Linked DNA regions of Homo sapiens: region 2 is linked to region 1. Evidence: chromatin loops called from intact Hi-C (ENCODE). Cell type or tissue: PC-9. All regions are shown on one strand. Links, peaks and the distances in the headings refer to the core of each region. The heading gives the core; the rest is flanking DNA.

Region 1 (15,875 bases), core at 5,733-13,732:
AGTTCTGGTCCCTCAATGTGAGCCTTGTATTGACAGTCTCCCAGAGCTAATGTGTCCATACCTACCTCTGAGGTTTCATTTGGATTGGTTTTTGTTTTGTTTTCTTTTCTTTTCTAGAGACAGAGTCTCGCTCTGTCACCCAGGCTGGAGTGCAGTGGCATGATCATAGCTCACTGCATAGCCCTGACCTCCCAGGCTCAAGCAATCCTCTGGCCTCAGCCTCCTGAGTAGCTGGGACTATAGGCACATGCCACCATGACTGGCTAATTTTTTTATTTTTTGTAGAGACAGTGTCTCACTCTGTCATCCAGGCTGGAGTACAGTGGCATGATCATAGCTCACTACAGCCTCGAACTTCTGGGCTCAGAGGATCCTCCCACCTCGGCCTCCCAAAGTGTTGGGATTACAAGCATAAGCCACCATGCCTAGCCTTCATTTGGATTTTAAGATTATTTAGTGTAAGAAAGAATCAATTTGGTTTTCTAACGTTTTCTGATTTGACCAAATATCAGAACAAGGTAGAATAGCAAATTCCTTGAAAAAGCAGGCAAGCAAACAAAAATCCTAGAAAGTACTAATGAGTTCACAGAACTCCATGGGGAAGAGAAAGCATCTATTCCCACAGACAGGCTTTTGCATCTTGTGCTAAAATGAATGGTTGTAGGCCGAGGTGGGTGGATCACCTGAGGTCAGGAGTTCAAGACCAGCCTGGCCAACATGGTGAAACCCCATCTCTATTAAAAATATAAAAATTAGCTGGAGGTGGTGGCGTGCGCCTGTAATCCTAGCTAATAGAGAGGCTGAGGCAGAATTCCTTGAACCTGGGAGGCAGAGGTTGCGGTAAGCTGAGATCGCACCATTGCACTCCACCCTGAGTGACAGAGTGAGACTCATGTCTCAAATAAATAAGTAAATAAATAAATAAATAATGAATGAATGAATGAATGAATGGTTGTGAGGGTCTTAGATTATCAAAGTCATGATACATAAAGTTGTCTAAGCCTCTGAAACAAATCTAACTTCTTGTTCTTGGCTAACGGCATCATATTCCTGCAAATGAGAAACAGAACCGTGTATAAGACTGTTAATGAGCTCAGTCATAAATGGTTACTTTGATAGGACAGCAATAAGGTTTCTTTTCTTTCTATAGAAATTGGGCTTTATCAAGAGGAACACAAATTGGGATTTCTGTTTGTTTGTTTAAGTTGGAAAAAAACAGCAGAAGATCAAGATGTATGTTAGACTGAATTCAATGGCGGCCAAAAATGGACTTATTTTTCCATGTTAAAATCTGTCCTCAGACAGACACACCTAAATAAACTCCAACTGGGACAAGGAGGCACAGATCCAGGTACATGGGGTCTAACAGACATAAAACCACAGGCCTCTGCTGTGACCCTCGGAGAGGACACGTGGAAAGCTAAAACTGGCGCCACGGCGGTGATCACTGGGGTGCGCAGCCTGCCTGACCCATCTTTATAACTTAGCACCTCGTCCGGGGCCAGGCTTTGAGCCAGCATCCAATAAATGTTTGCTAAGTAAAACCAGCAGCAAATGAACCCCCCTACCCTCTAATGGCATCGAGGATTGCTGAGGCCTTCACACATCTGGAACTTCTATCTCTGCTTTTATCCTTACTGAGCTGATTTTTCTCCCTCCACCTCCCCTGACACCTCTGACCCACTCTCCACCATTCTCTGCCCTGCTCAGTGCTGCAGAAGACTAAGCCCTCCAGGCAATACTGCCCAGGCCAATGGAGGCACCAGAAGGAGGCTGCACCCTACTCAGCTCCAGCTCCCACAGGATCTGCTAACACTGTTTTGCCTCCATCCCTGCAGCAGCTCCCCACCACTGCCTACCCAGTCCCCGGGTACCTCAACACCCTCTGTTGGTTCCCTTGTCCCCATGCACACCCTGTAAGTAGCCTCTTCATGAGACTCTTTTCCAGTGGGTCATTGAAGGTGAGTTGTTTTCGGATGGGATGCAGATTAAAGCACTCACGATCCATCTGCCCAAACACACCCCCACTTCCCATTCCTCTGTGAACATTCTATGGACCCCTCCAGGTCTGGCCCTAGCGCCACTGGTCACAAAGGCTTCCCTGAATCCCCAGTTGAGAGGCTGCCCCATTCTCCTCACTTATCCTAAAACATTTGGACTCCGCCCCTATATTCCGTTCACTACTCCTCTCGCAAGAGTTACGTGCTGTCTATTTTAGGTGGGGACTTTGTCTTACTCATCTCTGAATTACACTGAGTGACGAGCCCAAAGCCTGGCAAACAAATGGTGCTGCAGATTTTACTTCAAACAACAACAGGCAAAGCCAACAAACACTCTGAACAGTGTTCAATGAAAAGCAACGTACTTAAAAACAAGGGATGAATATCTACAACACAGAGAAAGCAATCATTAAAAGACAAACAGCCCCACTGAAAAAATGGGCAAAGAATATAAATAAGCAATTCAGAGAAGGATTAAAATGCCTAATAAATAAAGAGACACTTAACTTTATTTACTCATTTATTTTGAGACAGGGTCTCGCTCTGTCGTCCAGGCTGGAGTGCGGTGATGTGGTCTTGGCTCACTGACTCCTCAACCTCCTGGGCTCAAGGAATTCTCCCACCTCATCCTCCCCAGTAGCTGGGACCACAGGCGTACACCACCACACTTGGCTAATTTTTTTTTTTTTTTTTTTGTAGAGTCAGGAACTTGCCATCTTGCCCAGGCTGGTCTCGAACTCCTGGGCTGAAATGATCCTCCAGCCTCAGCCTCCCAAAGTGCTGGGACTACAAGTGTGAGCCACTGTGCTGGCCAAGCAACATTTAACTTGAATAACAATGAGGGAAAAGAAGCATATTAAAACAACCACCAGATCTCATTTGTCACCTATAAGAACTGGCAAATATGACAATTGGTCATCACTACACAAAATCGGTGGGGCCCACACACACTTCTGGGGGCAGTGTCAACTGGCACTATCTGTTGGGAGAGCCATGGCCAACATCTAACACAATGTAACTTGCACACATACATTGACTCAGCAGGTCCCCTCTCTGGAGTCAGACTATTCGGGTTCAAATCTTGGCTCTGGCACCTACAAGTTGTGTAACTGGGAAAAAGTTACTTAACCTCTCTGTGCTTTTGTTTCCACATCTGTAAAATGAGGGTAATAATAACACCTACCCCATAGAGTTTCTAAGATTAAATGAGTCAATACAAGGAAAGCACATGAAAAGTTACTTGGTACACAGTAAGGGCCAGCAATCACCATTTATTATTATAACTAGTATTTGTTTTGTTCTTATGGATCCTACAGAAATTCTCACAAGTGCAGAGTCATGAATAAGGATAACCACTGCAACACTGCTTATAACAGAAAAAAACTGGAGGCAAATCAAAGGAACATTCACAGGTGTGGTATAACAAAACATGTTGCATCTCTAAAATGCCATAAAACTATTTAAAAAGAATGAGGTAGGTCTCTATGTACGAGCATGGGAAGATTCCCAAGACGTCCCACTGTTAGTGAAGAAAACCTAGGTAGGTCCAAAAAAAAAAACATGTTTAGTGTGATTCCATTTATATTAAAAAAAAAAAAAACAACAAAAATTCTTTTTGTGTGTATATGCGCACGTATCTGTCTGTTAAGGCACAGAAACAGGACACATATACTAATGTGTGAACAGTGGTGACATCTCAGGGAAGGAGTAAATCAGGGATCGGATGAGGGGAGGAAGGAGATTTTGGATTTTGCTTTGTACACCTGCACTGTGTGAATTCTTTACAATGGGGGAGCATTTATATAATACTCTAAATTTATAAATTTATATGCAATGTATAATTTTTTAAATAAAAATGCTCGATAAAATCCTAATGAGTTGAACTGAACAGATGTTACCAAGTGTGGACCCTCTGCAAGGCTGGTGATGCCGGACGGGAGATGCAGGTAGGTGGGATGAGACGCCATAACCAGGGACCCAGGGCATGTGGGGCGGGGAAGCAGCGCAGTGGCAGAGCCTCTTCCACCTCCCTGCACGGTCCTGACCTTCCACAGCAGCTGCAGCACTATCCACCTCCCCACGCAGTGATAAAGAACTCACTGACCTAAACGTCAGGAAAGAATGACACAAATGATGGGCCAGCTACGCCAAGGTACACTGAGCAGCCATTACAAGTTACGCCATAGAAGACTTATTGACGTGGGAGGTACAAGTTGCAAAAGTAGACAATCCTATTTGTATAAGACATTGGTGAATATATGTGTGTGCGTGTGTGTGTGTGTCTGTGTGTCTGTGTGTGTGTGCATGCATACCTACACAGGTTGAATATCCCTAACCTGAAAATCTAAAATACTCCAAAATCCAACAGGACACTCAAAGCATTTCCAATTTCAGATTTTCAGGTTAGAGATGCTCAACAAGTGAACATAACACAAATATTTCAAAATCTAAAATAATTGGAACTCCAAAACATTTCTTTTCCCAAGCATCTCAGATACAGGATATTCAACCTGCATATGAGTGTGCACGCACACACTCAGACACAGAATCACAAAACAAAAAGTCATGGCCCAAAGTGTCAACAGTGATTATTTTGGGGTGGTGGGACTATGGGTGATTTTTATGGTTTTCTTGTTCTTTTCTGTATTGCAAAAATATTCTGTATCCACATATCCTTTCTGTATTATACTGAGAGGAATCAAGTAGTGTAAACAGTCTTATAACCAGGCCATGCTACCCTCTATGCAACTGTGGGTCCCCCTCCAGCCTCTTCTCTCCTCTTGGGATCTGGTTCTACTGTGTTCCACTTGCCTCCCAGCAGGCAGGAAACACAGGGTTCTGGTAGGCAGAAAGGAGGGTATCCAAGAAAGGTTCCCTGACCTTCAGACTCTTAGACTCTACATCAAGAATGTTGCCTTCATTCCTGCATAGATAAGCCTTTGAACTGAGCTCCAGGCCAGAGCCCTGATAAGGAGGGGAGGATCCCATAGTACAGGAGGACTTCTTCACAGGTCCCTTCTGCCCCAACCCTCCATCTGCCTGGACTGCACCCCTCTGCCCTAGCCACTTAGAAAGCCCCAAGCCAAGCTCCGTGGCGGCTCACATGCCACCTGCTCCTTGTAGCCTTTCCTAATAGACACAGACTCTGTCTATGAGGAAGGCCTGGAATGCAAGTTGCCCAGGTTGAAAGCCTTGCTCTGACCCTTACTACTATAGCAGGTTACTCAGCCTCTGTGGGTCTCAGTTTGCTCATCTGTGTAATGGGATTAATAGTACGGTTCTGGGGGCAATCATCAGCAGTGCCTGGCAGACAGCCAAGACTGACATAGGAGTGGCTGGCGGCAGTCATGGTGGGGTACTGGAATCCGAGGACCCAGTTGCTATTCTAAGGACAGTCACGTGTGGGGACAGAGAGGCTGAGTACAGGCACGAGCCAGACTGCTTCTTTACAGAAAATAAACCTTCCACAGGACAGGCTCCACCAAGGCCGCAGGACACACCCATGCCTCCTGTCCTCAGTCCTCCTTCCCACTTTCCCTCCCTCCCTCTTCTGTGGCTTCCCCGGTCCTCTTTTTCTGGCTTCCTTTCCTCTTGTTCTTCTGCCCACCAAGGAGCAAGATGCTCGTTCTGAGCTTCAGAGAACACCAGGCTAGGATGCTAGGTGTGTCCAGACTTGCCGGTTCTGCCTCGGAGTAGCCACGTGGCACAGATGACTGAACATCTGCCTTGGCCTTGAGAGCAGAGTCCCTGCAGGTGACACTGGAATCACTCAGCAAGACTCAGTCCCAGGAAACACAGAACCCAAAAGCAAGGTACCAAGAGATGTCAAAGGGTGGAAAGCATAAGCGATATTTGACTATACAGAAACATCACAAATATTTGCTGCTCACAAACCTGCTAGAGCTCAGCAGAAGTGAAGATAACAAGGTCAGCATTTTCTCCATACTCACGCTTAAGGATGATTTGCCTTTGGTGAATGGAATCAGGACATCACAGGTCCTGATATAAAAAATTCTAACAATTTCTCATTCACTAAACCTTCTCAGTGCCAGGAACTGCACTAGGGCCTCAGGAAGCAAAATGAGTCACGTAAAGACGCAGACTATGAGACGCTGTGGTCCAGAGGGTCTAGCGGGGAGAGAGACACCCCGCACGCCATGGCCGAGCCCCTCCGTGGAGCTCGGAGAGGACAGGGCTGCAGGCAGGTCAGGAAGCAGCACTTTGGCTAATGCCAAAGAAGGGCAGGGCCCGGGTAGACCACACAAGGAAGGGGCCCCCAGGTTAAAACGACAGCAACAGATAGGTGCAGAAGAAAGAAAAAGCATATGGAAAGTGTCCTGAATGTCAAAGGCCCGGACTTCATGAAGATGCGTGTGGTAAAAGTGAAGGGTTCTGGGTGAGCACAGAGCAGTGGGGCTCTGAAGAATCCTACGGATGGCCGTGTGGGAAATGGCCTGGAAGGGAGGCAGGGAAGCCAGTGAGGCAGTCACCAGGACACTCACCACCAGTGAGAGTATGAGTGAGCAGGCCCGGCCTCGGCTGTGGCCATGGGCTGGGTGGCAGGGGAGAAAGACCCAGAGGCTGGTCGGACAGGGCTGTGGTCGGTGCATGCAGAGGCTGGTGGGAGGAATCCAGAGAGACATCTGGTTTCCCATCTGGAGGACGGGGTACAAGATAGGTGAGCAGAACGGTGTGGGGCACAGGAGCACCTCCATGCAGCCTTCTACTAGACAGGGAACAGCAGGCCTGACCTCTGGTGGGAGGGCCCTTATCCAACACGAGGCAGCCCCTCCCTTCCCCTCCACCACCTTCCCAGATCTCCACCCAGGGAAGAGTCCGGCAATGATCAGGGAGGTGAACTTGGGCCTTTTGAAGGCAAGAAGGAAGCTCTTGTAAGTGACCACTGCTGGGGTCCTCCCAGGGGGACAGTCCAGGAAGGGGGACAGGACCTTCTTAGACTGTCCGCCTGTGGCAAGCCCAGCAGTGGTCATCTCAAGGTGATCTGCTTAAATGATCACAGGAGATATGTCTGAGAGTTGTCATCAGGGTGTTTGAAACCAAAGCGGGAAAGTCTGGAAGTCCAGGTTCCTTGCAGGAACGTGAGTGATGCCATTACCCACTGATGGATTCCCCCCAGGGCGGTCTGGCTGATCACTCAGAGCTTCGGTAGTCTGCTCCATTTGGGCTGTTTCTGCCCACTCTCACTGAGAAGATGGATTTTCCCAACAAGGACTCTAGAAGTGATGGATGCTGGCCGGTGGCAGAAATACAAGAGCCCCCGAGGAAGATTAGAGAACTAACAGTGACAGCCTCTTCCCAGCCCAATTCAGTAAATGGGTCCATGTGCGGCTGGGCAGAGCCACAGGTCGGGCGTGGCTGCGGGGCCCTGTGGAGCGCAGCTTGTTTATGCCCAAGCAGCCAAGGCAAGACAATGAGACTTTCTTCCTTTCCACGGTGCCCCTGTCTTGACACTGAGGGCATTGATGGGCTGGTTGCCATGGGAACCCTAGGCTGCTGATCCCATCCCATGGAGCGTGAGGCTCCTGACAGCTGATGGCTATTCATCCCCCTTCCTTGCAGGACTAGACAGGGGGCCTTGCGCCTGCTGCTGGGTCCTCCAGATGCTCAAAGGGCAGAGGCACAAGGACATCAGGAAAAACCACAGCTTGATGGGATGATGGGACCCGCAGGGTGTGAAGCATCCACAGTGAGCTCCAGGGCACCAGTGGGGCCTCCAGGGCACTAGTGGGGCCTTCAGGGGACACAGGGCTCTCAGATCAGTGTGGAGCTGACCTGGCCAAGAGGCAAACTACAGCATCACAAAGAGGGTGTCCTCATGTACAAGTACGTACGTGGCAGGGCCTATCGAGTGACTCCAAAAAGCAAACGATTGGGATGAGAAAGCGATGGTGGGGGTGGTTCAATAAATGACACTTAAACAAAGCGCAGGTGCCTGGCCTTGGTCCCTCACAAAGACTCATAACCAAGAGTCTCTTAAGACTCTTGCAAGGCAGGGGCCACATTTTCTTATCTCTAAGTGCCCAGGCCAGTGAGAGCACACAGCAATACTCGCTGAATAAATGAACGCACGTCTGCCGGCCACCACAGAGGTGGCAGAATCGGAACTAACCTTAGAGAGCAGCCAGAGGCCTAACTTTGGGCTGACTCACCCAGGAAGCCCAGAGCCCAGTGTCAGAAACAGGCAAGCCAGCAGGCAACGTCCAGGTGGCAGGGGGCCTGGGGGCCCAGACGAAGGGTACATCCGGCGGGCTGGGGAAATCGGGGTGAGTCGGCTGATGGAACTGACAGTGCAGCAGAACTTGGAAGGCTGAGGGGCGAATCTGGTGACGGGTGGGAAGGCTGAGGGGCGAACCTGGTGACGGGTGGGAAGGCTGAGGGGCGAACCTGGTGACGGGTGGGAAGGCTGAGGGGCGAACCTGGTGACAGGTAAAGCCGTTCTGGGCAGGAAGAACAACAGAAGCAAAGCCTGAAAGGAAGCAAAAGCATGAAGATGGGGGATGGGCAGAGCTGCAGCTACAGCCAGGGCTCGAGGCGGTGGGGTGGGGCAGGAGGAGGCCCTGAGGCAGGTAGAGGCCACAGAGGCCACAGCCTGTGCTGGGCGGTGGCAGGGGCAATGCAGGGAGCCTGAGAGCCATTCAGGAGACAGTGAGACAGGCTTGGGGGAGCACGGGAGCAGGAGGAGGCGATGGTGACCTCTAGGCCTCCAGCTCTGCCACTAAGGTAGACAGGGGTCTCTTCTTGTAGACAGGGACCCACACGAGGAGGAGGTTTCAGCAAAAGATGATTAGTCCAGCTGATAAATGTGCAGCTTGAGTGACTGAAATGTGAGTGACTCAAATGTGTAGTTTGAGTGGCTTCCTAGAAGGACTGGAGGGCTTTTCTTTTTCCCTCCAATAGAGAGAGGTGTGAGTGGTTCCAATGCTGATGAGCAGGAGCCAGTACAGATTCCCCGAGACAGAGCCATGCTGGTGTGCAGCCCTTTGAGTCTGTGCGCGTTCACGCACACGCATGTGCACGCACCCGGTGGACAGAGGGAGAAACGGCGGCTGGTGGGGTCTCCGGAGGTTGCTATGCCTCTTGTCTGTTCATTCTGGCAGAAGCCGAAAGGCTTTTCTGTCTGATGATTTACCTTTGTCTGGGAAGCAGGTACGAGGTGACAGCAGTAGAAGGTGAGTCAGAGGGTGTGGGGTCCGGCCCTGGCCTGTCAGTCACTGGTTTGTCAGAAGGTACCTGGGTCTAAGGCCTCATCACCATTAACCAGGCCTGGTGACACCTCCCTGCAGGGCTGGTGAGGGCCTTCGGAGCAATAGTCAGGAGAAACATCAGCTGGTGGGAGCAAGACCAGGGCTTCTGGTCGGTGGCAAGGCCAAGACCCAGTCCCAGGAGCCAGGAGGAGGCCAGCCACCCAGGGCAAGTACAACCCGGAAGCCCTCCCAGGGCAGGGTGAAAGGAGGAGGAGAGGTGTCGGCAGCCTGGCTGAGCTGCAGAAGATCAGAGGAACTACTTTCTAGATGCCACAATCTGTGTAGAGGCTCAGAGATCCAAAAAAGCTCAGGACGTTCCCAGCCGGCATGCAGTTGGCGGACACTGGAGAACAGGGTCTGGACAGCCCTGAGTGTCCCTGTCACCACCCAAAGCTCAAAGCCGGCAGGAGTATCAGGCGGTGTCCCAGCCTCCCCCAGCCCATCGACAGCTCCGTGTTTCTCATTTGCTTCCCTGGTTTCCGCCCAGAGAAACTCAAGCCTTTCTAATGGTCCAGTCAGCTGAGCCACCTGCTCAGTCCTGATTCTGAGTCTGCTCCTGATTCTGAGTCTGCCCCTGCACCTGCTCAGTCCTGATTCTGAGTCTGCCCTGGATGCTGCCTTCTGGAGCTTTTCTGGCTCCAGAGATGGCAGCTGGCTCGGCTTTGATCACCACTCCCCGCACCAGCTCCAATGACTCAGGAGGGCAGTCCGGTCAATTAAACTCCTGCCCACTTAAAGGCATCACCATCCGGGTGAAGACGTCAGATAGGAGGGTTAAGACAATGAGCTTCACAACCCTCATCTTGCCTCTGTCCCTCAGTTCACACCCAGAACCTCTCGCAGGCCAGCCGCGCACAGCCAGTCCAGCTTGGCTCAGAGCATAAAACCAAGACAGCCTTAGACCGAAAACCAATCCCAGAGAACTAGGTCACAGGTGACTGCTCTTCCGGGTCTCCCCTTGTCCCTACCAAACCCCTGACGCTGTGGCTGGAACAAGTTCTGGCCCATCATTTTAACACCTGGTTAAGGCTTCGGCTTGTTTTTCATTGCAAGAACAAGTTGTCTGCAGCATGACAATTTTCCTCTGCTGACAAATGAATCGTGCAGGCTCACCTGAAATTCTGGGCCAGGTATGTCCTGCTCAGTAGCTATTTTAAGTAAAACTATTTAAGGCAAGTTCAAGATCATTTAAGGCTCTTAGATCTTTTAGGGCCCTGGCAGCCAGCCTGCCTTTTTATGTTCAGACTCAGAAGCAACAAATTAGCTCAATACCCCAGGCAAAGCAAAAACCCAAGGGAAAGCATGGCATCCAAGAACCACCCTTAAGATAAACATCATTTCCAAGAGCAGCAGACGCTGAGCTGTTGTGATTTGGTATGTGGAGAATACCTTGCTGCCATCCTCTCCACACAAGCAACTTGTCTTTTCTGAGTCACAATGTCAAAGGTGACAATGCACACAGGTTAGAGCGAGGGTGACTGGAAGGAGAAAGAAGCAGGGGAGAAGGGAAGGGTTCCTGGGCTCCGTGTCCAGCTCTGTCCAAACGCCCATGCGACCTGCAGCCAGACATTCTGTTTCTCTGTCACCATTTCCTTGACAAGTGGATCGGCCCAGTCTGGACATCTAAAGTAGGGACTTCTTAACATGGGCCTGCAGGCACCTGCCTCCAGCGGTGGGCTTCAGATGGTCCAGAAGCACCATGCGGTAGGTGTACCATGTGCATCTCCCTTTTCTTTTTTCTCTCTTCAATGTTTTATGTGTATCTGTGTATATGTCTATGTATATAGGTATATGCGTCAATATACGTGTGTTTATATATTATACGTGTGTATATATACACACTTGTACACATCACCACATGTAATATACCCTGATACAAAGAAAAAAAGTACAAAATGTCTAGGCACAATTTTGTATATAATCCACGTATGTTTATACATACACACACCCACACACATAAGCGTGTGTTGTAAAGCAGTACACTGCAGATAAAGTTTGAAGTTCCTCTCCCCTCCCTCCCTTCTTGGAGGTCATTGCTAACTAGAATTTGATGCAGATCCTTACAGCCCACACTTTTATACTTTTACTACATCTATAAGCATCCATAATTAATACAGTATTGCTTTGTGCTTTGTTTTTGCTTGTTTTTGTTTTTGTTTTGAGACAGAGTTTCACTCTACTCGTCGGCCAGACTGGAGTGCAGTCCTGTTCATCTCAGCTCACTGCAACCTCCACCTCCCAGGTTCAAGCCATTCTCCTGCCTCAGCCTCCTGAGTAGCTGGCATTACAGGCGTGCACCACCACGCCCAGCTAATTTTCATATTTTTTTAGTAGAGACAGGGTTTCACCATGTTGGCCAGGCTGGTCTCGAACTCCTGACCTCAGATGATCCACCCGCCTCTGCCTCCCAAAGTGCTGGGATTACAGGCGTGAGCCACCACGCCCGGCCTGCTTTGTGTGTTTCTTAACGTTTACATGAATATGATCACATTGGACACCTACAATTTGCCTTTTTTCTCTCTCAACACTATTTGAGAGATGTATCTGTGTAGATATAGATCTGGTTTATTCATTTCTAACCACTGTAGAGTCTTGCATGGTGTGACTATTTTGATTTAGTTCTCTATTCTACTTCAGGGAAGGTGGGTTTTCCTTCATTTAAAAAAACGCCTGCATGGACATTCTTATACAAGTCTCTTTGTGCACACGTGGGAGAGTTCTTCCAGGATATGTCTGGCTGTGGACTAGCAAGTCCAGCCTCACCGTGTATCGCCAAATTGCTCTCCAAACGATACCAATCTCCACCAGCAGCATCTGAAAGTTCCCATTGCTCTATATCCTTGCCAGCACGTGATGCTAACACTCTTCCGTGTCGGGAAATCCAATAGGTGTGAAATGGTATCTCATCGTTGCCTAAATTGCAGTGCTCCAATAACCCCCAGCGAACTTGAGTGAAGCTGGGCATCATTTCTTATGTTTACTGGTCATTTGGATTTCTCTTCATTGACTTCTCCATTCATAAACTTCCCCATTTTTCTACCTGGCGTGTATCTTTTTTTCTTAGTGATTTATAGTTTTCAAAATAATCTGTGTACTAATGTATTTGTTATATATTGTAAATACTTTCCTGGTCTATTCTTGCTTTTTAACTCTGTTAGGATGCCTTTGTTTACATAGAATTTTTATCTTAATGTATCAGTCTCTTCATTTTGAAATTTATTTTCATAACTTGTGTAGGGACTCCTTTCCCGGTGTGACAAAGGTATTCCACTGCAGCTCTTTCTAAAGTTTTATATACAGTCTTTAATCCCATCTGGAATGTACTGTTGTGTAATGTGAGGATCTAATTGTTTTTCCATGGGGAGAGCCTGTTCTCCCAGCACCATTTAGTAAATAGCCCATCCTTCCCCATCTATTTGTAACTCTTCAGCTCACACATACAAGTTCCCACACATGCTTGGGTTTGAGTTGACTCTACTGCTGGACTGTCGTTACCACAACTCCCCTCCTCCTCTTCTTTCCCAGAGTTGTCTGAGGTATTCCTGGACCTTACTCTTCCATATGAATTTTATAATTCATTTGTGTGATTTCATATTCCACATTAAATCTTGTCACAGCTTAAACTAGATTACATTGAATTTGCAGATTAAATTGGGGCAACTATGAGAGCCAGCCCTCCCATGCATGAACACAACGCATCTCTCCATTTATTTAAATTTTTTTTTTTTTTTTTTTTTTTGAGACGGAGTTTCACTCTTGTCGCCCAGGCTGGAGTGCAATGGTGCGGTCTCGGTTCACTGCAACCTCCGCCTCCCAGGTTCAAGCTATTTTCCTGCCTCAACCTCCCAAGTAGCTGGGATTACCGGCATGTGTCACCAAGCCCAGCTAATTTTTGTATTTTTAGTAGAGACAGGGTTTCTCCATGTTGGTCTGGCTGGTCTCGAACTCCTGACCTCAGGTGATCCGCCTGCCTCAGCCTCCCAAAGTGCTGGGATGAGCCACCATGCCCAGCCTAAACTTTCTTTTCTCAGTCCTTCTTCTAAATATTTTATGTTTCTCTATAAAAGTCTCACCTTTTTAAAAGACCTATTTCAACGTATCTAACAGCTTTTATGCAAGAATGAAGAATGGTTTCTTTCGTCTTCTCAGATGTGCTGCCATGCAGGTGGCTGTTGCTGATCAACTCCCTTATTAGCTCCAGGGGTTAATCTCCAGGCTCTTTTGGATTATCCATGTAGTTATGTCATCTGCCGATAATGACATTGGACACTTCCACATTTTTATTCCCTTTGAAATCCTGTGGTGTTACCTGGACTGATGAGTAGAGGGACAAAGAGAGGCTGTCTTGTCTTGTCCCTGGTGATGCATATTTTACAATGGAGAGGATCCACAGCCTTTATCAGGTGCTGAAAGGGAGCCATGACACAAGAAAGGTGAATAACCACCAGTCTAAATTACCTCTGGGCCATGTGAAATAAACTGAATCCAGTTATTAGTTGTATGGAAGAAAGTAAAACAAGCAAGAACCTTGAGCACAGCGACTATCTGGGAGAAAACCAGGGCTGCGATTCAGGCAAGTACAGAACATAACACTAATTGCCCATTAAGGGCTTGGAGAAAGAGTTTCACAAAGGAGACCTCAGAACAGAGAATACGGCAGAAGCAAATGAGCAGGGATGGAACTGTCAGAGGTGACATATGCGTACCATGTGAACACAAACAGCTTCCTTCCCTTACTTCACCCCCATTTACTCATCTGTAAGTCAAAGCTAATAATATCTACATCTTATTTATGAGTCACAAATTCTCCTGGCTGAAAAAAAGGCAAATAAGGTTTTCAAAGAGTTCTTATTGAGTGGGTAGAGGCTCAAATGCTCCAGGCCTTTTCCACATTAGCAGTGCACTTAGAGGGGGGAAAGAAAAGCTCGTTTTGGAATAAAGAGTAATAGGCCCTCCGTGAGTAATCACACACAAGCCTCTGAGACAGCTCCTATCCCCAACCAGCTAATCTCTGTTAGTGAATGTCACCGCAGTGCCACTGCCAGCACCATGCCTGAGTGACCGGGCTGCGTGGCATTCATGCTGGCTGCACTAGACAGAGCTGGGGAGACCCCGATTAACTCCCCAGAATATCCTGGGTACGGAGTGTGCATCGGGGCGAATCTTCTCTCCCATCCGCAAAACCAGGAGAGCAGACTGCACTAAGAACTCAGTGAGCCTGACAGAGGTTGTCTCAAAGGGGCGGCATGGCCAAGGGTTAGGCATTTTTATTCCCACAGATAGAAATTTCCGGGGAGAGTTACCTGTGCCTCTCTGCCTCTCTCTTGCAGTGTGAGCTCACAGCTCAATTTCAGCTCCATTCTGCTCATTTAATTTTAGAATCCCAAAACCCAGGCACTTTGTAATTTATCGCGTAGTTTAAGAGTCACTTTTAGCTGAAGACAAATTGCTGGGCCACCTGGGCACAGCAGCGAAGTGTGGCAGGAGCCAGGGGCACTACGCAAACATGAGGAACACCTTCTTCAGCCTGGACAATCAGCCAGGGAGAGTCAAGAACTACAGAGACAAACGAAGTCAGTGCTACCCGACGGCAAAATCTGAAATCACAGGATGTTTGGAGGGCCTTGAGTGGTTAAAAAAACTAAATATCTATATGGATATACATGTGCGTATATGTATGTGTGTATATGTGTATATATGTAACATTTTATATATATATATGCATATATTTAAAAGGTCTCCAAAGATGTGCTAGCATTCTTTCAGTAAACTCGAACCTGCCTTGTGAAGATTCCTTCATTCGAATGGTGGAATCCACCCCTCCAGCCACACACCTAATAGTACATCAACGTGGGGCTTGGGATGCAGAACTAATGTCATTTCTATCAATCAGGGACGCCACCACACCTTGCTGGCTTCTGCCACGGATAACGATGAAACTACATTTAACACTGCCTGGCACTAAGGTTTAGAGTTATGAGTCGGTGCTTCCCTGTCACTTCACTTAACCCTCTGAGTGTGTAGTTTGTAGATTTGTTAACTGCACTGAGAGGTCCCCTGGTGTGACCTCAAAATAACGGCCTCTCCAGGAGCCATAAACATGGATCAACCCCAACTCACCGCCCCTCAGCCCGGTAGCTGGTTGAGAGAGGAAAAAGGGACCCGCCGGGAGGTCCTTTGAGGGTAATGCCGCCTTTGTGCCCAGGGCGTGGCCTGCTTGCTCACTGACAGAAGAGGGGACAGCCGAGGGCTGCGGGGCTGGGAGGGCCCCGTGGGGGCCGGTGAGGGTCAGGCCCCGGTCCAGGCTCTGTGGCAACGCAGCATTAGATCTTTCCGACAACCCAGCGGTGTAGACATTGCCACTGACTGCAAAGGAGCTTGTCAGGGGAGCGACTTGCCAAAGGTCACACCGCTCGGCCATCAGAACCGCGGCAGAAGCCCCCACACAAAGCGCCCTCCCTCCGCTCCTGGAGAGGTTTTAAACCCAGGACCCCCGGCCCTGCGCTGTCCCAAGGCCTCTCCGACGGCGGCCGGGCTCCAGGGTGCAGGCTCCCGGCCATCTACCCCCGGGAGCCGCGGACACCGAGGGAGCGCGAGTCCCCGAGACGCC
Region 2 (15,875 bases), core at 3,391-11,390, 83 kb after region 1:
CTTTCGTGGGTGTATTAGGGACGCTGGAAAGACAAATTCTTGAATCCGCGCAGAGCCCTGCAAGCTGGGCAGGAAATGGTTCGGATTTACTTCAGGTTCACTGTGGTTGTTATTTATGCACTGCAAACCTCCAAAAAAAGTTGTCTGGCCTCGTTCAACCAACCAACCAGCTATTTTTGAAAACCGCAGAGCAATGGATGATTGTGTTGCACAAGCTTCTGTGGACGCAGCAACAGGTGGGAGCAAACCAGGGCACACTACCGTCAGCCATTGTGGAAGCATTTCCCGGAGCATTTGGATTTTGGCTACAGTCCAAAGTCAAGGACAACTGGAATGAAGTACCTCCCACACTTACGAAAGAGCACGGAGCCACCAGCCACCAGAAACCCACTCTCAGGCTTACTAAGAAGTCTAAACTGGTTTTGCAACTCTTAACCAGTGGTCCAGCCAATCAGCTGTAAAGAATGTATGAAGAATTAAGAGAAATGGGGCAAGAAGGGGTCTTGAGGGGAGCAGTAGGTTGTCATGCAGTGGGAGTGCCAAGAGGTGTCCCTCGAACCAGGTCACGTGATGCCAAGAGATACCCTTAGAAATCAGGGTGCCGCCAGAGGGGACATGACTGTGTGCCCACCCTGTGCAATTAGCTGAACGGTCCCTGGTGACAATGTTCCTGAGAGATATTTGGTGAATGTTTGGAAGTAGAAATGAGCAGAAAGAATGATGCCTGCTTCTCTCCTAGAAACCTCTGAGGATGGGAGACTGGTTGGAGCAGCCGCCAAGTGCCAAGGAGAGCTGCCAGGTGCAGAGGGAAAAGGAAGTTGTCAGTCAAGGTCCCAGCAGAAATTCACCCTAAATGGTTAAAATAAAGAGATTTATAAAAATTGAGTTTACTGAGACAAAATCTATACAAAATTACACTCATTCTGTTAAGGTGTCCCATTCAATGAGTTTTGCAGAATATTTCCAGTCATGTGGCCACTACCACAAACAAGATCCAGAACATTTACATCACCCCCAAAAAAGCTCTAGTAGACACACCAAAGATTTCTCCAGAATGTCCACGCCATACGCTGCCGCCGGCAGTGCAGGGGAGTTTTGGTTGCCCCGCGTCCTCACCAACACTCGGAATGGCCACCATGTTTATTTTAGCCATTCCAGTGAGTGTACGACCACCTTTCACAGGTCTTCACTTGTATTTTCCTGATGGCCAACAAAGTTTAACTCTTTTGCATATATTTATGAGACACATGCAGGAAGGTATTCTGATGTGTTCTTTCGGGAGGTGTCTATTCAAGTCTTCAGTTCCTTGTATGTTGGGTTGTCTTTTCCTTATTGATGTGTAGGAGTTACATAAATATTTTGAATCCAAGTCCTTTGTCAGATGTATATATTGCCAATAGATAGTGCTGATATCCCACTCTACCTGTTGCCTTTTGAAGAATATTCCTGAAGGCACTGCTTCAGGTGGGGTGTTGAGGGACCCAGGACTAGCATTAGCAGGGAACCACTCCCACTGATGGATGAAGGGGAAACAGGATGAATTGTTGTCATGTGAGCCCAGTGAGGACTGGCGGTGGGGAGGTCGGGCAGCCCAGCCAGGGCTGTGGATGTGGGGGCCACACTATGGCCAGATGCAGCCCTGTAGCAGAGACAGGGGGTGAGGAAGGCCTCAGACTCCTCTTTCCCTCCACCCTCCACTCCCCTGCTGGAACCTCCATTGGCCAAGCCCAGAAGTCATCCAGGAAGAAAGTTCAAAGATGCAGTCCCTGGGAGTCAGCCTCCTGGGACAGAGAAAGACAAAGATGGGAAGGCGTGGATCAGGAGAAGGGTACAACGGAGGATCCCCAGAAAAGAGGGGCTGCAAGAGATTATCCAAAGCATATGTCTCCGGGGTTAAGAAACTACACAGGGTGCATATCCCCGTGGGGCCTCTGAAGAAGCCACAAAACGCGGTCCTCATGAGAGCCAGCATTTGGGTGGCTGCCATGTGAGAACTACAGCTGCAGAACTAGTTAAGTTAAAAGGGAAAAGATTTCTTGCTTACTTCCTCTAATCCCCCATCCCCCTGTCCTGCCTATAAGGGTGAGAAGAGAGAGGGAAAGGGAGAACTAGGAAAAGAACACGTGTTGCCCCTTCCCTACCCCTGGCCCAGACACCAGCCCAGCCTGTGCTGGGGGCTGTGGGAGGGGGAGTTTGACATGGATGTCAAGTTCAAATTGACTCTTTAATACATAAAAGTGAGTCATTCTCACAAGAAGCAGCCTTTTTCTTGACTAAAAATGCCTGCAAACAGGTGAGCCGGCTATCTGAGATGTCATCAAGGGGCAGGGAAAGCTGATAGGAGTGGTCTTACCTGAAGCCAGGATGTAAGGAAGATCAAGCCATTTCCTGTCTGCTTCTCACTGAGTTCAGACCTTCCCACAGCCAGTTTTAAGTCATAACTCAAATCCCTCTTTCTTCTACAAGCACAAGGCTACGTAGCTTTCATGCATTGTCTTAGTAACCCTCATGACCACTCTACAGTTCAGTACTGTTACTATCCCTGCTTTACAGATGAGGAAATTAAGGCAGACAGAGGTTAAGTGACTTGTCCAAGTCCACACCAACCTGCTGTCAAGTCCAGCAAACCTGATTCTAGAGCCTAAGCTAAAGGCTCTGTGCACACTCCCCATGCCTCACACAGCAGCTGAGAGTGTAGAGTTGTGACGTTGTCTATCTGGTTAGGAACCTCAGAGGCAGGGCTGGTTCCCAGAGTCCATTCAGGCTGGTGGGCAGCTAAGAAGTGGGGGATTGCAGGGCATCAACCACCGCTGATTGAGGGTTGGAGGGGACCCCACATCCCCAGCTAAGAAGTGGGGGATTGCAGGGCATCAACCACAGCTGATTGAGGGTTGGAGGAGACCCCACATCCCCAGGGGGATTGGAGGAAGACCAGGGCCTCCTCATGCAACCCACATTATAGCAGCAAAACCCCTCCTGCAGTTCATGTTGCCACCTCTGGCTTCCAGGTGGAGCAGGGACTGGTCCAGGGAACCCTCGCAGATCCCCCCTGTGGGTTGCACAGTCACATCCACAGAAGCCCAGTCTGGAGAGTTCTGCATGTGGCTTACCAGGTATCAGGGACTTCCGGGGCCAAGACTGGGAAGAGTTGGGGTGCAGCTCCCAGTGGCCGGTGCTCAGGGAAGTCACGCAGGGAAGTCCTGGGAGGCCTAGGCTGCCTCATGGAGAAGCTGCATGGATGTGCAGGGCACAGGCGCACAAAGTTCTGGGGCCTGGGAGAAAAGAGGAAGGAATCATTACCACATGTTCAGGCTGCAGAGGCTCCGTAGCAGAGGAATAGGGAGAAGCAACCAGTAACGGAGGTGGGAGCCGGAAAGGTACCAGGTGTAAGCTGGGGGACAAGGGAGCAGGCGGACAACAAAGGCAATATCTTGGGGAGGCAAGAGGCAGAGGAGGTTTGAATTTTGCCCCCGCCTGTGATGGGCTGCCGGGTGGACTCCGCCGTCCTGGAGCTCCATGCAGGGGCCAGCGCTCATGTCCTGAGAGTGCGGGCGGCTCACAGCACAGAGGACTTGCACTGTGCGATCGCACCTCAGCGGTGGCCGTGCAAGAATGGCCTCATCTCTTAGGTTAGCTCCTGAGAGGGCCTCACTTCCTCCACCCACGGAAGCCAGAGCTCAGCTAAATCAGCGAGGTTCCTTACCCCTGTGCTGCCGTCCACCCAGAGGGCCCCGTTTTGGACATGTATCATCTGGGTTTGAATGCAGCCCAGAACCCAGTCCCAACTCAGCCTCACCTTCATAGGCAATCAGGTTGTCTCTGGGAAGCCCAGGCCTCCCAGAACTTCCCTGAGCACTGGCCGCTGGGTGCTGCACCCCAACTCTTCCCAGTCTTGGCCCCAGAAGTCCCTGATACCGGCAAGCCACACACAGAGCCCTCCAGACCAGGGCTTGTCTTGGGGTAAGATTGTGTACACCACAGGGAACCCGCCAATCCATAACACATAACAGGCCCCTGTCCTGTTCACAAAGATGTGTAACTTGGTAAAACACCATGCAGAAGTAAAAATGCACTATTGCGGTGATGTGGCCATGAGTCCAGTAGGGAAATCATTTTCCACGCTCTTCCTCTGTGGACACCATCTCCTCGAATGTGACTGGGGATTGGAAGCTACAGCTTCTAGAGTCCACAGGTCTTTCTTTTTTGCTGGCAAATTCGGACAACATCTACTCTGCTACAGGCTTCAGCCCATCTCCTATTTGCCAGAATTCACCTCAAGAAATCAAGAACAAAGCGTCATCTCTCACTTCAAAACGTTCTTGGAGGCACGTGGTTTCCGGGCCAATGGCCCACGGAGCAACAAGCCCGAGTCTGACTGTGACGGTATCACCGTGGTGCAGACCTCACCCATGAGTCTCCATCTGCGAGAAAGACACAGGGCGGCGGTGGGAAACACAAAGAGGACAGGAAAGACCTGCGCCGGAAAGGGATGGAAGAGCAGGCTCCGAGCCTGATGCACAGGACAACGGCTGCATTTCAACAAGGAAGGACACCTCCTGCTCCATTCTCCACTCCTCCTCCTGCAGGGGCAGGGATCCCACTTCCACCAGCGCCCAGGTCCTCCTCGCCACCCTGGTGTGATGCCAGCACCCTCTATGGGGGGTCCTCCTATGGTGCCAGTGACAGGCCCACCTCCTCCTGAGGGTGATGCCATGGGACCTGCTCCTGGAATGAGGCCACCCATGGGATGTCACATGCCAGTGTTACCCAGGCCCCCAGGATGAGCCCGCCCACCCATCGCATGGTGGAGCCCACGCAGCCCAGAATAACTAAGCCAGACAGATTAGAATAGTGGAGAGACCTCGTCATATCAGCTTTTTGCTATTTGTTCTTCTCCAGGAGACCATGGTGCTGTGACGCTGGGTGTTTCCTTAGCAGCATAAGGAAGACCTGCTCCCCCTTCCTACCAGAGAATAGTTTTGGAGGGGAGAAGTGAGACCAAAAAAGTACAGTTTTCATCTGTATTGTGAAATGTGAACATAAAATTGCCAACTCTTTCAGTTTTTTAAAAAAAAAAAGTCTTGGAAAAGCAAATAAAAACCACAATGAGATACCACTTCACATCCACCAGGATGGCTATAATTTTAAAAACGAAAAGTAAGTGTTGACAAGGTTGTGGAGAAATTGGAACCCTCGTACATCGCTGGCAGAAATGTGAAATGGCTCAGCCACTGTGGAAAATAGTATGGCGGTTCCTCAAAAAGTTAAATATAGAGTTCCCATATGTCACAGCAATTCCACTGCTAGGAATGTACTCCAAAGAATTGAAAACAGATACTCACACATGTACCCCATGCTCATAGCAGCACTAATTCCAACAGCCAACATGTGGAGTCAACCCAAATGTCTATCATGAATGGTTAAGCAAATGTGATTTATCCATACAGTGGAATATTACTCAGCCTTAAAAAGGAGTGAAGCACTTGTACATGCTCCAGTATGCAGGGACTGTGGAAACATGATGCCAAGTGAGAGAAGCCAGGCATAAATGGTTACATACTGCAGTATTCCACTTATAGGACATGCTCAAAATAGGTAAATCCATAGAGACAACAACTTAGTCTTTGCCCAGGATGGAGGGAAAGGGGAATGGGAAGCCACAGCTTACCAGGTACAGAGTTTCCTTTTGGGTGATGAAAATCTGGGCTTAGATAGAGGCGACGGCTGCACCATATCGTGCAGTTACCAAATGCTACTAATTGTTCACATTAAAATGGTTAATTTTACGTTCTGTGAATTTCAAGCTTTCAAGTACTGGGGTTGAATCTGGAGACGCAAGGTCACTTGGAATCTCTAAGTGTTATTTTCTTAGCCTTTCCTCTTTTTTTTTTTTTTTTTCTTGAGACGGAATTTCGCTCTTGTTGCCAAGGCTGGAGTGCAATGGCACGATCTCGGCTCACTGCAACCTCCGCCTCCCGGGCTCAAGAGATTCTCCTGCCTCAGCCTCCTGAGTAGCTGGGATTACAGGTGCACACCACCACGCCCAGCTAATTTTTGTATTTTTAGCAGAGATAGGGTTTCACCGCGTTGGCCAGGCTGATCTCAAACTCCTGACCTCAGGTGATCCACCCGCCTCGGCCTCCCAAAGTGCTGGGATTACAGACGTGAGCCACCGCGCCCAGCCAGCCTTTCCTTTTGAGATATAAACTGGTTGCGGGATTAGAGTCAATCATTGCTGTTTTTCCAATGGGTTGTTGTATATAGATAATCTGGGATATTTTATTAAAAACTCAGGGTTATAAAACTTGCATAGAAAGATTCTATAATTATTAGGCCTGGAACAAAAAAAGAGGCTTGGTGTCCCAGTGGAATGCTGAGTGGCCAAGGGGAGCACTACCAGTGGCTACAAAAAGGCCATCTGGAGGCCAGGATCAGTTCTGTCTGACCGTAGGTGCTGAGGGTATGGGACGGCTGGAAAGGAGGTTTCTCTAGAGGACACCAGTGTCCAGACAAGGTTCTGGAGGATCTGAAGGAGCACGCTGGTGCCTTTGCTCCTGTAGGATGCTGTGGAGAAGGATCCCTGTATCTTATGTATAGGTTCCATGATCTCTAGAAGCACCATTGCAAGCCCATTTTACAAATAGGGAAGACAGGAGTGAGGGGCTTGCCCAGGGCCACTTGGCTGGATACTCACCCAGGCCAAGCTTGCCCAGCCCTGACAATTCACTGTCACCACCCTTTACTCCTGATGACCACAGCCCAGAAGGACAGGGATTGTGTAACATTCTAAGAAAATCATGCTGCCATGCAGGAAGGAGACAGACCTAGACTCAGCCAATAGCAGCTGAGGGGTAAAGTTGCTTCAAAAGAATTCTTGGCTTCTTGGTATTATTTGGTTTGCCCAGAGACTCCACACCCCACTTTTTTTTTTTTTTTTTTTTTTTTTTTTGAGACAGAGTTTCACTCTGTCACCAGGCTGGAGTGCTGTGGTGTGATCTCAGTTCACTGCAACCTCCAACTCCCTGGTTCAAGCGATTCTCCTGCCTCGACCTCCCAAAGTGCTGGGATTACAGGCATGAGCCACCACGCCCGGTCTCCACACCTCACTTCTACCCTCTGCTACTCTCCTGTTTGGAACGTTGGTTTCTTCTGTTTCCAATGGTTATCATACGGATGGCTATTTGATAAGTCCCAGTTCCAACCCATCACTCTCCCAAGGAGGTTGGAACTGGGACTTAGACCCCTGTGGGACCTGGATTCTAACATGTAAAACTCTAGTGCTCCCGGAAGCTGTGTTACTCCAAGGCAGCAGCCAGGCAGAGAGAGGCAGAGGAAACAAGGAGGTAGAGATGACGTCCTCACCTCCCCACAGTGCCCAGTGCCCAGCTCTGCCCCTAAGGCCCAGCCCCACACTGCCCACAGATTCTGAGGGGTCCTCCAGGATGCTGCTATGTCATGCCCCACAGACTGGTACCCTCACAACCTACCCAGTGTCTTCCCGGGAATCTAGAGGATGGGAAGCCTCAGTCTGCATTTCCCAGACTCCCTTGCAGAGAAGGTTTCACATGTGACCTGGGTCCCACCAGGCAGAGACACCTGCAGACTTGGGAGTTGGAAATGAGCACCCCAGGGTGGTGGCAACACTCAGGGAGATCAGACTTTCAGCAAGTAGAATGGCCCAGGTGCTTGGCTGTTCTGAGTAGCTGGGGTAGAGGGTCTATCATCCCAAACCTAAGCTATGGGCAGCAGCAGTGGCAGTGGAGTTTTCAGAAGAGTCCTGTGATCTAGGCATGTATTTCTCCTGGCTCTAAGGTCTAAGCTTGGGTCTTTGACCTGCCCAGAAATTAACAAACCACATGACAGGCTGTAATAAATTCCTTTCTCTTAAATAAACTGGAGTGGATTCTGTAGTCTGCGCCTAAGAATCCTAATTTATACACCTGCCAATAATAAATTCATCTTGTTGATAATTCGACTTGGGTGTCTGTCACTTGCAAGCAATGTAGTTGTAATACAATAGCCAAGTAATCATCCAAACTGGATAAAAAAACTTTAAAATGGATAAAAAATGTCTTTATCCGAATAACAGACGTCTCCATTTGCAGGCAGCTATGACTGTACCCTCTACATTGAGACATCAAGACATAATAAATTTCATTTTATAGCTTGGAAATGCATGAATATAACAAGTTAACTGACTTGTGGGGAACACTGAATAGCTGGAATTTCATCTAATAAGAGATTTAAAATTAAAATATTTTAAATAAAAATGTTCACCCTTATTGGGTCACTGGTTCCAATATTCTCACTTCAGTCCTGAAGACACAGAGGCCTGGGGTGTTGCTCAAATGCACACAGAGTCCATAACAGGATTAGAACTATTAGAAGCCCTACGCTAAGCTTAATATCTAGGCAATGAAATACTCCGTACAACAAATTCCTGTGACACGAGTTTACCTGTGTAACAAACCTTCACCCGTACCGCCGAACCTAAAATGAAAGTTACAGAAAATAAAGTAAGAAATGAAAAAAAGTAAAGAACGAGAAGCCCTATCACTGAACCCTACACTGGTCTCTCCACCACAGCACAGTGCCTCCGGAGGCAAAGATTTCAGAGCTCTTGACTTGGCCAGAAAATGCAGAGGAGGAAAAAAAGTCAGGGCCCATCACATATTTTGTACTTGTGACCATGCTCATGGAATTAGAAGTCAGAACAGTGGAGCTGTGAATGATGCATCGGGCTGAGTTCTCACTTGTAATTCCTCTTCTGTGGGGAGCTGGCAATTCAGAGGGGGAGAGCGTGAGTTCACGGTCTGTTCCACCCCTCACCCGTTGCCAGCAATCCCCACACTGGAGGAGCTGGACCTGGGTTCCTCATGCAGTCCTCCACGTGGACTGGGGACTAATGCGTCTAACAGAAGTTTCCGCCAAAAGAGGTTTTGCTTCTTCCCCCAAAGCATGTGCTCCAATACAGGTTTTATTTTATTTAAACAAAGCATGCGAAGAGTCTGTAGCAATTGTGTTAGATAGAGATGCTCCTAATGGCTGGGAAGGGTGCTGCTGAGATGGACAGGCTGACTGGAATCATGGATTTGCCTTCCCGTGGTGCTCTGTGAAGTCGTGCAGACGCAGAGGAGAGAAGTGTGTTGCTGGGCACCCGCCAGGGTGTTGGAATGAAGCTCTTGAGTTTCTCCATCAACCTAGCTGGCAGTGACTGTTACCAACAGTCAAGAGAAGCCCAGACAACAGAGTGCCCGCGGGGACCCACATGCAGGGGTCTCCTTGGGCTGCCTCACCATCAGGGGTTGGATGTCAGGGCATGGCCATGATGTGAAAATTTAAGAGCTTTTAGTACTTACAAGCTCTGGGGGGTACATGACACACCTGGAGGCCACACACACCCACACACAGAAGGAGGTCAGCGAGTGCAGGCAGAGAGAGATCAGGGACCCATGGGCCAATGTCTTTATGGGGTTCAGGGCGCTACCCAAATAGGCTTCCCAAGGGAGCTTTAGTTGGTGGGTTAGCAGGCAGGCACAGTTCCAGAAGGTTACACCGTGACCCAGAAGTGATCACTTTAAGTCCAGGGGCAAGTGTCTGAATCCTTTAAAGGAAGAGGGGACCCCAGCCTGTCAAGAGGGAGAAATGCCTCTGTTTTATCTCTGGCCACACACTGGAGCCATTCCAATGAGGTATAGTATTGAAAACCGTATCAAGGTGACTGAGCCCTGCTTCTGGTATAGAAAAGTTAAATTTATATTTTTTTAAAATTTTAAATTAATTTTTTTTTAATTTTAGAGGCGCGATCTCACTCTGTTGCACAGGCTGGAGCTCAGTGGTGCAACCCTTGCTCACCGCAGCCCTGAACTCCTGGGCTCAAGTGAGTCTCCTGCCTCAGGCTCCCGAGTAACTGGGACTACAGGGTGCCCCACCGCACCCAGCTGTTTTTTTGTAGAGACGGGGCGGTGGGGGGGTGGGTGTCTCGCTTTGGGCTGGTCTTGAACTCCTGGTCTCAAGGGATCCTCCTGCCTTGGCCTCCCAAAGTGCTGGGATTACAGGTGTGAGCCACCATGCCTGGCTTAAACTTGTATTTTAAAAATAGATGCCAAGGCTAAAATTATAAGCAGTCACTACACAGGGCCTTACAGGACCCTGAGTATAAACAAAGTCAGCAACCAGCTTAGAAAGTGGGTCCATTCTTTGCACAAACGCTCCTGAAGGTCCTCTCGGAAGAGGGGCAAAGGGTTCGCTGGAGTAGAAGAGAGGGGAAACAATCACTTTTGTCCTGGGCAAATCACTGAAAAACAAGAAGAGCTGCTCCTTATCGGATGTGTCTTCTGGAGATAGATGGCATCGCATAGAGTCAACCAAACGGGAAATGAATCAGTGCTTGAAATAACAGTGACTGCAAAAGATTTTTCTTAATTCCCTTCAGACTCAAGAACAGTAACAATGTCAGTGTCCGGGAGATGCAAGTCCTCTGTCACATACTGAGGAATCACATCTCATTCAACAGCCTGTTACAGGGGTCTGGGAATTGGATGTGGGATCTCACGCCTTATTGTGATCCTTAACCACCTATTTATCTTTGCCAGAAAGACCTAGGGTTGCAGAAATGAAGAGCTTTGCTTTGAATGTCCTTTCTCAAATGGATGCTGGTAGCGCTGTAGGACCATTTTTCAAAAATGAAAATCTGGGAAGTCATACTGCCTCATTTGAGCTTCTTCCCCTCCTGGGAGGGGGTCCTTTCCCAGTTGGATTGGACCATCTGCAGCCAGCAGGCTGGGAACGTGCTTATGTGTCCAGACCAGGGCAGGAGGGCTGGGGCATGGAGGGGAGCCACCAAAGGGAAAAGCCACTACACAGGCCACCAGGAAAGTGTCCCGATGATCTCTGGCAATGATTAATGTAGTTTCTAAGGGCAGGGCGGGCCTGAGGTGCGATCCAGGAGGAGGAGCGTACAATCACAGATTTGTTGCAGGAAGAACAAAAGAAGAAAAGGCAGAACAAAAAGGGCAGAAAAGCAACTATGAGAGGCAGAGAAGATCTGCCGTGGGGGAAAGGAGCCTTGATGTCCATGAGCTCACTACCGGGAGGCCAGCACGGAGGCCTCAGGACAGAAAGGCTGGCAAAGTACGCTCCTTGAATCGGGTAGTTACTGAGCAAACTTAGAACCTACAGAGAGAAGCCTCGGCAAGATAGGGGAAGGCTGTCACCTGGGCTGGGAGCGGGCAGGGTGGAAGGGCCACTCCTGGCTCCCAGGTTGCTCAGCGTTCACACATCTACCCCGGCCGCATCAGCCTCCCTGCTGGCCGCATGGTTAGGAGGACCACAGTTGAAGTGAGGTAGAACAATTTCCACCTCATAAGTCTGTGCTCAAACTATCAACCAAACGTAAGGGTATAATAAAGATATTTGCAAATATTCATGTCCCCAACGTTCTCTGTCATGCATCCTTTCTCACAAGGCAACTGGAGGATATGGCTTATCAAAAGTAAAGAGCGATATAAGCCGAAGAGCATTGAAAACATATGTCCACATAAAAAGTTCCACAAATTTTGTAACAGCATCATGCGTAATAGCCCCAAAGAAGAAACAACCCAAATGTCTATCCACTGATAAATGGGTAAATAAAATGTAGTACATCGACACAATGGAACAAAGTAGTGGTACATGCTACAACATAAAGAACCCTGAAAACATTACGCTGAGTGAAAGAAGCCAGCCACAAACGGAAAGTGACTGCTAATGGGTGCAGGATTTCTTTCTGGGAGAAGTAAAATGTTTTGGTACTACATGGTGGCACAACTCTGTGAATATAATGAAACTACTGAATTATACACTTTGAAGAGGTGAATTTTATAATATGTAACTTATGCTTCAATTAAATGAGTTTTCTATTTCAATTTTAGTTAAAAATAAATATGTAAATTGAGAAAGTCAAATTTTGGAGGGTCTTCAACATAAGAGACAGGCAAAGGGAATGCCCAGGATAATAGGAACATCCCAGGACAGCTGTGCAGCAGTCTTGGAAAGTAACACTTCAAGATTAGAACAGAAGATCGAGGATTCTGAGAAAGATGTCTCCAATTCAAAAATGAGTTGGTGTTGATGAGTTTGAAAATATTCAAAATAATTTTATAATACAATCAGTTTGGTGACAAATTAGTGATTAGTACATAGAAAACTAAACAGAAGGAAAATGAGAAAAACTATTAAATCTAGAAAAGACAAAAAGCTAAACAAGAAAGAAATTATAACTAGAGTACACTATATGACTCAGCTGTGATTAATAGCTGCACAGTCATAATGTAAACACAAATACATACAGAACTAAAAACTGAGATACAATATTGGCAAGAGAGGAAGTCTATGGGTGTTTGTGCACAGGAGGTAAAATGCATTATCAGTAGATAATATCTAAAATCAAAAAGTCAAAAATATCAGTATAGTCAAATATAGTACATAGAAATATGGATATAAAAGCCAGAAAATAAAAAGCAGCTAAAGCAGTTAAAAGCATTCATCTCAGAGGGGTAAATATTAGAAGTTTCATGGATGAGGCAGGAAAAGACTGTTTTTATTATTCACCTAAGTAAACTACTTGATTTTTAAAAATACGTAGATGATATTATTAGAAATTTGAATTTTATTTCGTGTCATGTAAGAGAATGTGTACTGTCTACTGAAAGAATCGAAGGTTCTCTCATTCTCATATTTTCTCTCTACCTCTCTTTAACCAAGTTCATGCACAGTAAGTTCTCGATGTCGTGGATAGGTTCTTGGAAACTGTGACTTCAAGTGAAAGAAAAACAAGTTTCCCAAAGGCTGGTTGATATATACAAGAGTTAGGCCTCTATGTATATTTCTGGCCACAAAAACATTACAAACTTCTAAACAAAGACCAAAATTCTTCCACTATAAAACACTGAAATAACTGTGAGCTATACATCCATTTAAGATAGATTAATAAAAACAGGCAAGGTAATTATTTACCCAATTATTCCAGATCAGGGTGGTGGGTGACCGGAGCCTGTTCTGACAGCTCAAGGCCAAGGTGGAAACCAGTCCCGGACGGGACACCATCCCATCGCAGGGTGCACTCACACGCGCCCACGCTCACTCGCACTGGGACCATTTAGACAAGATGATCACCTCACATGCACGACTTTGGGGTGTGGGCGGGAGGAAACCAGAGCACCTGGGAAACCCATGCAGACCTGGGGAGAACGTGCAAACTCCACACAGACGGGGTCCCCACCCTGGCTGGGAAGCCACGTTTTTGCCCATCAATATTATAAGGAAACAACATTGAACAAAACGTTATTCGAGGACCTGCTGTATGATACTTTTCAAAAAATGATACAAGAAAATTTCCTAAAGTTAAAGAAGATAATTATTTAGGTTGAAATGGACTACTATATCCCTCAATTTTACATAGCTGGTTATTATCACACATATCTTTAAAGCCCAGTTCAGCAAAACTAAATTAAAAGGCCTAATGGCGTGTTTTTTTTTTTTTCTCTTGAAGGGTCTGCCAACATTTTCACACTAAAGCAGTTTAACTGTAAGCAACACAGAGAAAACGCACACCTCTGACCCTTAAGGTTGTGCGCACGACTGAGGTTTCTCCTTCTAGGGCACCAGATGGCACGGATGCATTGTGGGGGTTGATTTCAATGTGTGTGGTTCAATCTTCGGCACCATTTCTCCAAATTACCCAGTGGCCAAGCTTTTAGCATATGAACAGAAAAACACTAGCAAGCCAGGCGCAGTGGCTCACACCTGTAATCCCAGCACTTTGGGAGGCTGAGGCAGGCGGATCACCTGAGGTCAGGAGTTCAAGACCAGCCTGGCCAACATGGGGAACCCCCTTCTCAACAAAAACGCAAAAATTAGCCAGGCATGATGGCGGGTGCCAGTAATCCCAGCTACTCAGGAGGCTGAGGCAGGAGGATCGCTTGAACCCGGGAGGTGGAGGTTGCAGTGAACTGAGATCATGCCATTGCACTCCAGCCTGGGCGACAGGGTGAGACGCCGTCTCAAAATGAAAAAAAAAAAAAGAAAAACACTAGCAATGAGACTTGGTGTGCTAATCATGGATAGTTAAGACTTGTGGATGTCAAAGTTCTGCTCTGCAAAGTTTTTTTTTTATGTTCTGCATAGTTTGAAAATTTATGTTCTGCATAGTTTGAAAACAGTAAAGTTTATCCACTGGGCAAATGCCATACTCATTTCCTGTTAAGAGTACAGAGGGTAGATTGGAAGAATAGTGATACACTTTCTAATGCATTGGTTCTGGCTCTCCATTATCTATGTATGTATGTATCTATCTATGTATGTATCTGTCATCTATCTATCTGCCTACCTGTCTGTCTTTCTCTATATATATATCCTCACTCCCAAGGAAACCAAAGATATATCTGTTGATCACATCATTGTTTAAAGAAGCAAAACTAAAGGAAAATGCTTGTAAACATTTTGAATTGCTTTGCATAGTTTTGAGATAATTGGTGTCAGAATTTTGACTTTCTATATTTGAAAGAATGAAATAAAAATTTTAAAAAAATTAAAAAGCAGAAACGGCCTACTACCGAACAGCCATTCCTCCCTCCTCCTTTGGAACAGAACCTGATTGCTTTAGGTCTTCATGTTCCTGGTGCAGCCCCAGCCCCAGAGCCTGGACCTGTGTTGGTCTACATCCACCATGATCATTCTAATCAGAAGCCTAGGAAGAGGCATGTGGCCCAGTTCTGGCTGATTAGATATTAGAAAAGTCTCCCAGGAGAGGGTCTGTGATGGATTTCTTGGTTCTCGAAATAAGACACAAGGAAAAGATAGTTCCCTCTTCTGCTCTGGACACTGCATGGCCAGAATGTGTTTCCTGAACTCACCACAGCCCTCCGCAGCTAGCTGACATGCTGAAGTTGGCAGACAGAGACAATAGGGAAAAGATGAGACTTGATGGCAAGGCCCTGGGACTGCTTTACTTTGGGAATTCTTATTATATGAACCAATAAGCCTCCATATGATTTAAGTTGCCATGAATTGGCTGTTTGATTACTTGCAGCTGAAAGCATCCTGAATGACAGAGATCCACATCTAAACTCACAGGATGAATTTTCAGAATAGCCAGGATAAATCTGAAAAAAAAGAAGAAAATCCTAAAAAGTGTCCAGAGGGGAAAAAGACGGATGGTCCTCAAAGGAATGAGAATGAGATAAGCCGGAGGCTGAGAACATCACTAGATTCTTGAATACCATGGAGCAGAGCTTTCAGAGACTGAAGGAAAATGGCTTCAACATAATGGTCCAGCCCAAGTGACCTTCCAGTGTGAGGACTCACCACAGAAGTTTTTGGATATGAGGGAATTTAAAAAGTTAACTGCTCATGCATTTTTTTGGGAGGAAGTAACTAAAGAGCATACTCCAGCAAAGTAAGGAAATGAACCAAGAAAAGGGACAAGAAAGACTCTAGAAAACAATAGTTTTGAACCCCAAAGAGCCACCAGAAGACCCAGGACTGCATTTGAATAGCAAGCCTGGATATTAACCATTCCACTGGAGTGGGAGGTCAGAAGGCTCTGGAAGGAAGGACCTGTGAGAAATGGGCTCCTTAGAGAACAGCGTGCTTGAGACACTGCAGGAACCTGAAGTCACGACAAAGGCAAGCAACGTAAGAGGGAGAAATGAAAAGCAAAGGGATGCAGAGTCGTGTATGATGCACCTGGTCCAAATTAGTCCAGGATTTGGATAGGATTCAAGAATAAGAATGAAACAGACCCTGAGCAATTAGAATTTTAGGAAGCAGGAAGCTAGGAGGCATTTGTTGGGTAAGGTGAAAGTTTCTTCTATCCAAAAGAAAAACAAGCTGAA

What was found. Peaks named below come from ENCODE experiments on the same cell type or tissue, not always from the same donor. Only the 100,000 strongest peaks of a DNase experiment are listed, where the experiment ranks them.
Region 2: it touches region 1 in a loop (3-fold over the local background); 1 of 110 quality-filtered maps calls a loop at or near these places.

The regions. Positions count from the first base shown.
Region 1 is chr15:101,472,977-101,488,851 of GRCh38, forward strand. The region is part of intron 1 of PCSK6 (proprotein convertase subtilisin/kexin type 6); the gene reads right to left. It overlaps LOC124903566, which reads right to left. Exons shown (of 2, transcript XM_047433427.1): 1 at 8,374-15,875; 2 at 1-8,341. The coding sequence starts at 6,991. The coding sequence ends at 6,086. Among named protein-coding and RNA genes, the nearest start is that of PCSK6, 8.8 kb to the right of the region's middle. In PC-9, for the core only: no CTCF peak of the experiment used is centred there; DNase peaks (open chromatin) are centred at 9,205, 10,005 and 10,635; H3K4me3 peaks cover 2,008 bases; H3K27ac peaks cover 4,339 bases.
Region 2 is chr15:101,558,134-101,574,008 of GRCh38, forward strand. It overlaps the pseudogene SNRPCP18. Among named protein-coding and RNA genes, the nearest start is that of LINC02348, 48 kb to the right of the region's middle. In PC-9, for the core only: no CTCF peak of the experiment used is centred there; a DNase peak (open chromatin) is centred at 6,838; H3K27ac peaks cover 320 bases.